3 separate regions of the Homo sapiens genome follow, and regions 1 and 2 are each linked to region 3. Evidence: chromatin contacts called from ENCODE Hi-C or POLR2A ChIA-PET data. All regions are on one chromosome and are shown on one strand. Each heading gives the region's core, a stretch centred on a gene start or an enhancer-like site at or near the end of the contact. The rest is flanking DNA. Distances are from core to core; before and after follow the strand shown.

The links. Hi-C counts contacts between places; a loop is a spot of excess contacts on that map. ChIA-PET counts read pairs that join two places held with the same protein, here RNA polymerase II (POLR2A). Pooled maps may share reads with other maps.
Region 1: a loop to region 3 is called in a map of CD8-positive, alpha-beta T cell, with 8 times the contacts of the local background. The contact joins the promoter of RAD51 here to the promoter of BUB1B in region 3. A Hi-C loop is called at or near these places in 1 of 168 maps with a recorded cell type or tissue (CD8-positive, alpha-beta T cell), 1 of 37 single-sample maps with no recorded cell type and 8 of 50 pooled maps. POLR2A ChIA-PET finds 5 or more read pairs at or near these places in 2 of 52 experiments (Caco-2 and activated CD4-positive, alpha-beta T cell).
Region 2: a map of CD8-positive, alpha-beta T cell shows a loop between it and region 3 (9-fold over the local background). The contact joins the promoter of DNAJC17 here to the promoter of BUB1B in region 3. A Hi-C loop is called at or near these places in 2 of 168 maps with a recorded cell type or tissue (CD8-positive, alpha-beta T cell and sigmoid colon) and 11 of 50 pooled maps.

Annotation. Positions count from the first base shown.
Region 1 is chr15:40,693,742-40,696,441 of GRCh38, reverse strand. RAD51 (RAD51 recombinase) reads right to left here and starts at 1,268. Exons shown (of 10, transcript NM_002875.5): 1 at 1,017-1,268. It overlaps RAD51-AS1 (RAD51 antisense RNA 1), which reads left to right and starts at 1,337. Exons shown (of 2, transcript NR_040058.1): 1 at 1,337-1,430; 2 at 1,647-2,700. RefSeq lists enhancers at 1-423, 424-1,021, 1,059-1,118, 1,589-1,738, 1,619-2,216 and 1 more.
Region 2 is chr15:40,806,174-40,808,873 of GRCh38, reverse strand. DNAJC17 (DnaJ heat shock protein family (Hsp40) member C17) reads left to right here and starts at 1,401. Exons shown (of 11, transcript NM_018163.3): 1 at 1,401-1,505. The coding sequence starts at 1,428. ZFYVE19 (zinc finger FYVE-type containing 19) reads right to left here and starts at 1,785. Exons shown (of 11, transcript NM_001077268.2): 1 at 1,006-1,785. The coding sequence starts at 1,284. RefSeq lists enhancers at 753-802, 1,433-1,482, 1,523-1,572, 2,033-2,122.
Region 3 is chr15:40,159,741-40,162,440 of GRCh38, reverse strand. It overlaps BUB1B (BUB1 mitotic checkpoint serine/threonine kinase B), which reads right to left and starts at 1,372. Exons shown (of 23, transcript NM_001211.6): 1 at 1,186-1,372. The coding sequence starts at 1,220. RefSeq lists enhancers at 217-981, 989-1,118, 1,139-1,238.

The DNA of each region.
Region 1 (2,700 bases), core at 19-2,518, 530 kb before region 3:
GCCACCATGCCTAGCTAATTTTTCCTATTTGTAGAGATGCGGGTCTCACTATCTTGACCAGGCTGTTCTCGAACTCTTGGGCTCAATCGTCCTCCCGCCTCCACTTCCCAAAGTGCTGGGACTACAGACGTGAGACACGACGCCCGGCCAGTATATTTTGTAATAATTCACGGAGTTGTATACAGTTGTGAATGTGAATTTTTCTACATGTATATTACATTGCGCTTTAGAAGTTAAAAACAAACAAACAAACAAAAAAACAGGGGCCAGGCGCTGTGGCTCACGGCTGTAATCCCAGCACTTTGGGAGGCAGAGGCGGGTGGATAACCTGAGGTCAGAAGTTCGAGACCAGCCTGACCAACATGGTGAAACCCCGTCTCTACTAAAAATACAAAAATCAGCCTGGCGGCGTGGTGGTGGGGGCCTGTAATCCCAGCTCCTCGGGAGGCTGAGGTAGGAGAATCGCTTGAATCCGGGAGGCGGAGGTTGCAGTGAGCCGAGATCGCGCCACTACACTCCAGCCTGGGCGGAAGAGCGAGACTCCATCTCAAAAAAAAAGTTTTAAGAAAACCAAACCTCACTTCAGATCATTCTCTAGGCATCATGTGAATGGTTTTCCGCATTAGATGATGAAAACACTGTTTTGGCAATCGGAGATTGGTACTTTCTAAGCACGGTGTAATGGAAAGACAGATCAGGAATCCGGAAGCCCTGGCTGTGATATTAAACAGCTGTGGCTACACCGCTCTGATCTCGGACTTCTCGCTCGAACCCATAAAATAGGTGTTGCCTATAAAGGCTCTAATGTTTCTCCCCTAGTTCTAAAGACTGAGGTCCACTTGTGTTTTCGCCCCAGCAGCTGAGGGTCGGTCGGGCGCGGACACGCCCTGCCACGTCCGGGTTTCACACTGCGCGCGGAGGCCCCAACTGCCGCTGAGCACTGGACCGGCCAGGACGCAGGTGGGCGAGGACGAGCCGCGGCTCTGGAGGGCCCAGCCTGCGCCTCACACACTCACCTCGGTCCGCAGCGCTCCTCTCTCCAGCAGGCCCCGCGCTCCGACTTCACCCCGCGGGCGTGGCACGCGCCCGACCCGCACGGCCCCCAACGCCCCTGGCTTACGCTCCACTTCTCTACTCGCTTGCCCCAGCCTTCTGCGCACAACCCAGATGAGTTGCAGTTCCCAGCTGCACGCCTCGGGAAGCGCCGCACTCTCCTTAGGGCTCGGTCTCTGGCCGCTGCGCGCGGTCCGCCAGCGGCTTTCAGAATTCCCGCCAAACCCTCTCGCCCAGGGTCACGCCCGCGTCGACGTAACGTATCCCCGCCTCCCGGATCCGCCTTCTCCCCGCTTCCGCCCTGCGCGCTAACCCAAGACGGGAGCTCGAGAGCTTGATCCTGCGCGAGTTTACAGACTGCCCTCTTCCCTTTTTGCGTAAGGACTAATTCAAACTTTATGCCGGGGGCGGTGGCTCACGCGTGTAGTCCCAGCTGCTCGGGAGGCCGAGGCGAGAGTATCGTCTGAGCCTAGGAGTTCGAGGCTAACCACGGCAACGCCCCTACTCCTACCCCAGTCCCTCGCGGGTGGGGCGAGGGATTTCAGGGGGCGGTGGGGGAAGACTTAACCGAGTTGCCGTCTTCTGTTTACCAGATCGAAGACCACGACTCCCAAGAGGTAATGCGTCGGCCCGGGACTACATCTCCCGGCATGCATCGCCGGCGGGTCCGCGAGTTCTCACCATCGCAGCTGGACTATTAGCGGGGGCCCTAGCGCTCTTGTGGTTTGTTTCGGCAGTATCTGAATGTCAGCTTTTGGCACTTCTGGTCGCTCTGAGCCTCCTACTCGCATTCCTGGAGCAAGGTGCTTTCCAGGCCTCATGGAGGTGGAGGAGCTGAGGAAGCTCGAGAAGATGGATAGAAGTGGGAAATGGAGCTAGCGTACGGGAGAGGGAAATGGCTGGAATATTCGTCAATCTGTGGTGCTTTACTGGAGATTTGCAGGAGTTCAGAGGAAGGGGGCATTGAATTTCATAACCTAAACCGTATCGTGGTTTACCAGAAAGTTTTGACCCGTGATTCCGGTTTTAAAGGCTGAGTAGGGCCGGGCGCGGTGGTTCACGCCAGTAATCCCAGCAGTTTAGGAGGCCAAGGCAGGCGGATCACCTGAGGTCAGGGGTTGGAGATAAACCTGGCCAACGTGGTGAAACCTCGTCTTTAGTAAAAAATACAAAAATTAGCCAGGTTTTGTGGCACATGCCTGTAATCCTAGCTACTCGAAAGGCTGAGGCATGAGAATCGCTTGAACTCAGGAGGAGGTTGCAGCCAACCGAGATCTCGCCGCTGTACTCCAGCCTGGGCGACAGAGCGAGACTGTGTCAAAACAACACCACAAGCTAGCTGAGTAGGGATTCTTGGGCGAAGTGGAAGACATTATAAGCAAATAGGGTAGTATGGGCATGGAAACGAACTACATGATTAAAGATTAGTATTATCTGGCGAGGGAGGAAAAGTGCCAGAGCAAGTGCCGAAACTGGAAGGTTACATTTAGTTCAGGATATGAAGATCATATAAGGCCTGCACGGTGGCTCACACCTGTAATCCCAGCACTTTGGGAAGCCAAGGTGGGGGAGGATCGCTTGAGCTCAGGAGTTGGAGACCAGCCTGGGCAACATAGTGGGACCCCATATCTCAAAAAAAAAAAAAAA
Region 2 (2,700 bases), core at 152-2,651, 650 kb before region 3:
CCTGACCCAGGGATGTAGAAGACAGATAGATAAAGCCCAGTATTTCAGGCCACTGACTCTTCCACAAAGGAGAATCAGAGAGACAGGGCAGAGCCGATGCCTCCTCTGCTCTTGCAGAGATGGAGGGAGGCTTGGCTCAGGATGGGCTAACAATAGCCTCCATTTATTAAGCACTTACTATGTGCCAGGCACTAAACCCAGTACTTAACATTCATCATGTGATTTATTCCTTACAATTTACACACATTATTTTACTTAATCTTGATGCCAACCGTGATTATCCTTATTTTGAGAGGGCCAGAGAGGTTACATAACTTATCCAAACCAAGGTCACCGCCTCAATAAGACAGCAGAGCTCAGATTTGAACGCTGACTCCAAAATCCAGGTTGGTGAATGCTGCACGGTCCTGCCTTCCTGCGTGACACTAATTTACTCCATCTAGTTCCCATCATCTCCTGGTCAGAATCCCTGGCCACAACTGAGGCAGAGGGAACCTGCAGTTTACCAGAGGAATCTGGCAGGTCTGTGATAGGGACAGGACAGTCAGCCTTCACCATGGTGCCCCGGAAGCAGGAGGAAGTGTGGTAATCTAACTCCAGCGACCTGGAGAAGGGCAGGCTGCGGGATGGGGAAGATTTCAGAGCAGAGGGAGTAACGGGCTTGGTGTGATGGACACCGCGCTTCGGAGGAGCAGGGTGGAGAGAAGAAAACCGCCAGATGCTACACTGGGCCGACAGAAAAGAGTAGCTTTGCAAAAACGACGGCAGCGCGCTTTACAGTTTATAGGGAACTCTCACCTAAAGCACTTCAGTGGACCCTCACATAAACCCTGAAAGCGAGAGAATGTTAGCCCCATTTTACAGAAATGGAAACTGAGGATCAATGACTTCATCAAAACCACACAGCTGGAAAGGAGCCGTAAGACCAAGTCTTTGGACGTTAAGTCCCGCGCTTTTCCCTCCTCTCCTCCCTGGCCCTGCAGCCCTCGGGGAGGGAAGACTCGCCTCCTTCTTGAAGAGGGTGAACTTGACAGCGCAGCCGTAGCACCTACTCTCCATGGTGGCTCCCAGCACCGCAGGGTCTGCAGAGCTGAGATCACGCCGGCCAAGTCCTGGGCCCCTTGGACCCTCACCCCAGCTCCGCCCTTCCCTTCCCTGCCCTGCCCCGCCCCACACGCCCACTGGCACTGTCCCGCCGCGACCTAGAGCAGGGAATCCGGACGCTCTCCTGCAGCCAGCGTACGGCAGCGGCGGCAACGGGGGCTGCTGGGAGTCGTAGTTCATTCACGACTGCCGGCCTCCCTCAGAGTCAGTCAAGCCTGACCCAGAACACAATTCCCAGAGGGCTAGGCGCCGCTCGGAGCCTGCAGTCCTCACGCGCGCTTAGACTCTTGGGAGTTGTAGTACGAATCCGTCAGGCCGGAACCATGGCAGTGACCAAGGAGCTCTTACAGATGGACCTGTACGCGCTGCTAGGCATTGAGGAGAAGGCAGCGGACAAAGAGGTGAGAACGGTGGCGAGGAAGGCTGATCTTGAGAGGTCTGGCGGTCCTTCCTGTCCTAGCGCCTCGGCCACTGCTGGCATCCGCTCTCCAGGTTCATTCGGGTCCTGGGCGGGGAGCGAGGGTCGGCGCTATGCCCTCCGCAGGCGGGCTCCCAGACATTTCCTGGACGGTCCGAGGGCCTCAAGAGGAAGCGGGGTACAGAGGGCTCTTCGCGCCGGGTGGCTGTGCTCTCCCCGTGGCCCCTGTCTCCTAGAGGCCGCGGGGCGAGGCAGCAAGGAACGCTAGCCTCCTCTGCGCCTGCGCAGTCTCGGCCTCCGTTTCCGCTTCTGCCTTGACTGTGACAAGAGGTGCCTCATTTCAGTCTCTTCTGCAGGCTGATTTAATTCTTCCACTAAGAGCCTAGAACGAAAGAAAAGTAAGATCTCAAAGCCTCTCCACTCCCTTTTCATGCCCCCTTGCCAATGTGACCGATGACCCTGCTGTCTCTATTTTCTTTTCCACTCAAGCCCATTGACTCTTTTCAAGTAGCTGATGCCCTTCTCAGCATGTGCTAGTTAGTGGGCTAAAAGCAGGAGGATCAGAAGGTTAAGGCAGATGGTATAGAGGTCCATGCTACCTTAGGTGGTGATAAAGATGCCAGGGAGTGAAACACTGATCAAGCTGGATTTAGGATTTCTTTTATCTCCCCCTGGATCATGGTGGTAGTTTTAACAATATACGAAGGAGAGGCGTTCATCAAATGAAAATTAGTGCCCAACTGAGCCGAGATCGCGCCACTGCACTCCATCCTGGGCGACAGAGCAAGACTCTTTCTCAAAAAAAGAAAGAAAGAAAGAAAATTAGTGTCTACTAGGCCGGGCGCGGTGGCTCACGCCTGTAATCTCAGCACTTTGGGAGGCCGAGGCGGGCGGATCATGTGGTCAGAAGTTCGAGACCAGCCTGACCAATATGCTGAAACCCCTTCTCTACTAAAAATACAAAAATTAGCCGGGCGTGGTGGCACACACCTGTAGTCCCAGCTACTTGGGAGGCTGAGGCAGGAGAATCACTGGAACCCGGGAGGCGGAGGTTGCAGTGAGCTGAGATTGCACCACTGCACTCCAGTCTGGGCGACAGAGCGAGACTGTCTCAAAAAAAAAAAAAAAAAAGGAAAAAAAAATAGTGCCCACTAATGTCCCAGTACTTCTGGGCTGCC
Region 3 (2,700 bases), core at 123-2,622:
ACAGCCAAAGTGACCCCATTTAAACCCAAGTCAGATTATGTCTTTCCTTTGCTCAAAACCTTCCAATGACTTTTGATTACAACTAGAGTAAAAGCTAAGTCCTTACAATCTGCATCTTCACCATTTTTACATAATATCCTTTTACTCTTCTAGTTAATTCTGCTCCAGTGACAATGGCCTTGGACATGCCAGGTGCAACTTCCTCCCCTAGCTCTCACCCTCAGCCTTTGTACTCTCCTCAGATATAGAACCTCTAGCTTTTGAGATTCCTTCAAGTCTTGACCAAAGTGACATCTCCTCAGTGAGACTCCAGTGTTCAAGTTAAATTGCACCAATCCCCACCCCCAATATTCACTACACCCAGTTGCTTTATTATTTTTTTTAGTACTGACCACATCTCCACCTAACAGTTTGTCTTTATTGTCTGACTCCCCCACCTTCATCCCATGCCAGAACTTAAGCTTCATGAGGGTTGAGATTTTTGTGTCTGTATATTTGCTGCACTCAGAGCTTAGCCAAAAAAATACTTGTTACATGAATGAAAGAGCCCATGACATAGCACTTATCTAGGTATTGCGGGCACCACAGTGAAAACACATACAGATTTCCAACCTAGAACTGCAATATAGTTTTTTTAATACAAGGAAAAGCCGCAAACATGCAGAAAAAGGCTTTTAGATCTCTATGTTATTGGCATAATTTAGATCTCTATGATATTGGCTAAAGGCTTTCAGATCTCTGTGCTATTGGCATAGCACCTGCCATTTGTTGAGCGCTTATTTGGAAGCAGTTACTTAACAAATACTTTGAATTCCCCCAGAACCACGTAAGGCAGCATTAACATCAGCATTTTCCATACAAACGATTTGCCCAAGGTCAAACAACTAGCAGGTGGCTGAGCTGAGTTACAAACAGACAACATTGCAACTTCCAAACTCTTTGTTCCGCTGGGGTCCCGCAGCCTTCTTCGCTTTGAAGCTGGATGCGGCAGGATTCGCACGTGCCCTCAGTCCACTGCGTTTTCACCTCCACCTCCGGCATTCTACTCCAAAAGGAAGGAGGCTCCGGTGGGGTCTGTTCTGACGGTGCCGATCTCCCCCTCGACTGCTCCGAGCGGAGCCTTCTATTACCTACCAGGCCGTGTCCTCTCAGGCCCAGCCCCCAGCAGCTTTCTCCCGTACCTACCTCAGAGCACCCCCTTCCTTCTTCACCGCCGCCATCCTGCATTCCTGGCTCAGGTCCTCGTCCTGCTGCAGGCCTTTCCTCTGGGCCACAGACCGCCTGGGCTTTCTTCCGCAACCTGCCCTCGGAGCTACAGAAGCGACCAAGGCACGTACACGACTCCCTAACAAACCGGCCACCTCAAGCCCACACCCCTAGCCGCCAAGTTTCAAATTTAACGGTCCCGCGCGGTCGACGTGGCCACGCCCCTCCGCTCCTCCGTGCTCTCGCGTCTCGCCCAAGGCATTCTGGGGCTTGTAGTTTATGCCTGTTTAGTCCGCGAACTCGCGGTGCATAATGGGAATTGTAGTTTTTGGGATTCAATGGCCGTGGAAGTGCAGCAGGCTTAGGCAAAACAAATACCCCCAGGTGCTGTCTTGAGTCGCGGCTCGAAGCCGAGTCTCTGAGCCGAGCGAGGAACACTTAAAGCACCAGAACTTCTTTGCTGTTTTGAGTGTTGGGAGATGTCTCTGAGTGCTTGCACTTGGCGTGACTCTTGTAGGGTGACTACCCCTGCTGTCTGCCCCAAATCTCACCCGTCCGGAGTTCTTAGGCCACTGACCTAGCTGTTTCCTGCCCCACCCTTGAATTCAAAAAGCTGGATTCTAGTTCTGTAAAATCATACCAAATGTGCAACCTTAGGCAAGCTACATAATCTTTCTGACCATCAGTTTTCCTCATCTATAAAGTGATGATACTGTCTTGCTTTCTCTTCTGCTCAGTCCACAAGCAGTAAACACAGCCATGCTATGGTTCCCAAGGTGTTACCTCTTTTCCCCTTCAGGGGACTAGCCTTGACTGACATTAAACTGTTTGTTGCAATTTCAATTTTCTGAGGAAGAAATTGTGATAGCTCAGATGTGACCAGGGGAGTAGAGTCTTTTTGTTTGTTTGGTTGGTTGGTTTTGTTTTAGAGACAGGGTCTTCTTCTTGCTCTGTTGCCCAGGCTGGAGTGCAGTAGCCCCATCATGGGGCTACTGCATTCCAGCCTCCAACTCCCGGGGTCAAGTGATCCTCCCACCTCAGCCTCCGCAGTAGCTGCGATTACAGGCATTAGCCACCTTGAGGAAGGAACAGGGTCATTTAAGAAAGCCCAGGTACAGGGGAGTTCTCCTTTATGACTGTGGGGATGGTCAGAGAGGTGGCACTTCCCAGAGGCAGATGCTGAGGATACTGTCCACTACCCTCTGGTTCTTAGTTCCCAGCTTTCTGTCTTTGTTCATGTTATATAAGTCCTTCTTTCCTCTGAATCATCAGGACTCTTGATTCCAAAGAAGTAGAAATCCAACTTAAATCGGCCTACTCAGAAAAGGGAATTTACTGTCTTTTATATATAAAAGACTTCAGATAAAGCTTAACCCAGGACTCATGTGGACTGGGCCTCTCTCCATTTCTCGCCTCTACTCTTGTTGTTGGCTTATTGTCATTCTCCATTGGGTAACAGATTCACGACTTTATCCTTACAGGTTCAAATTCAGA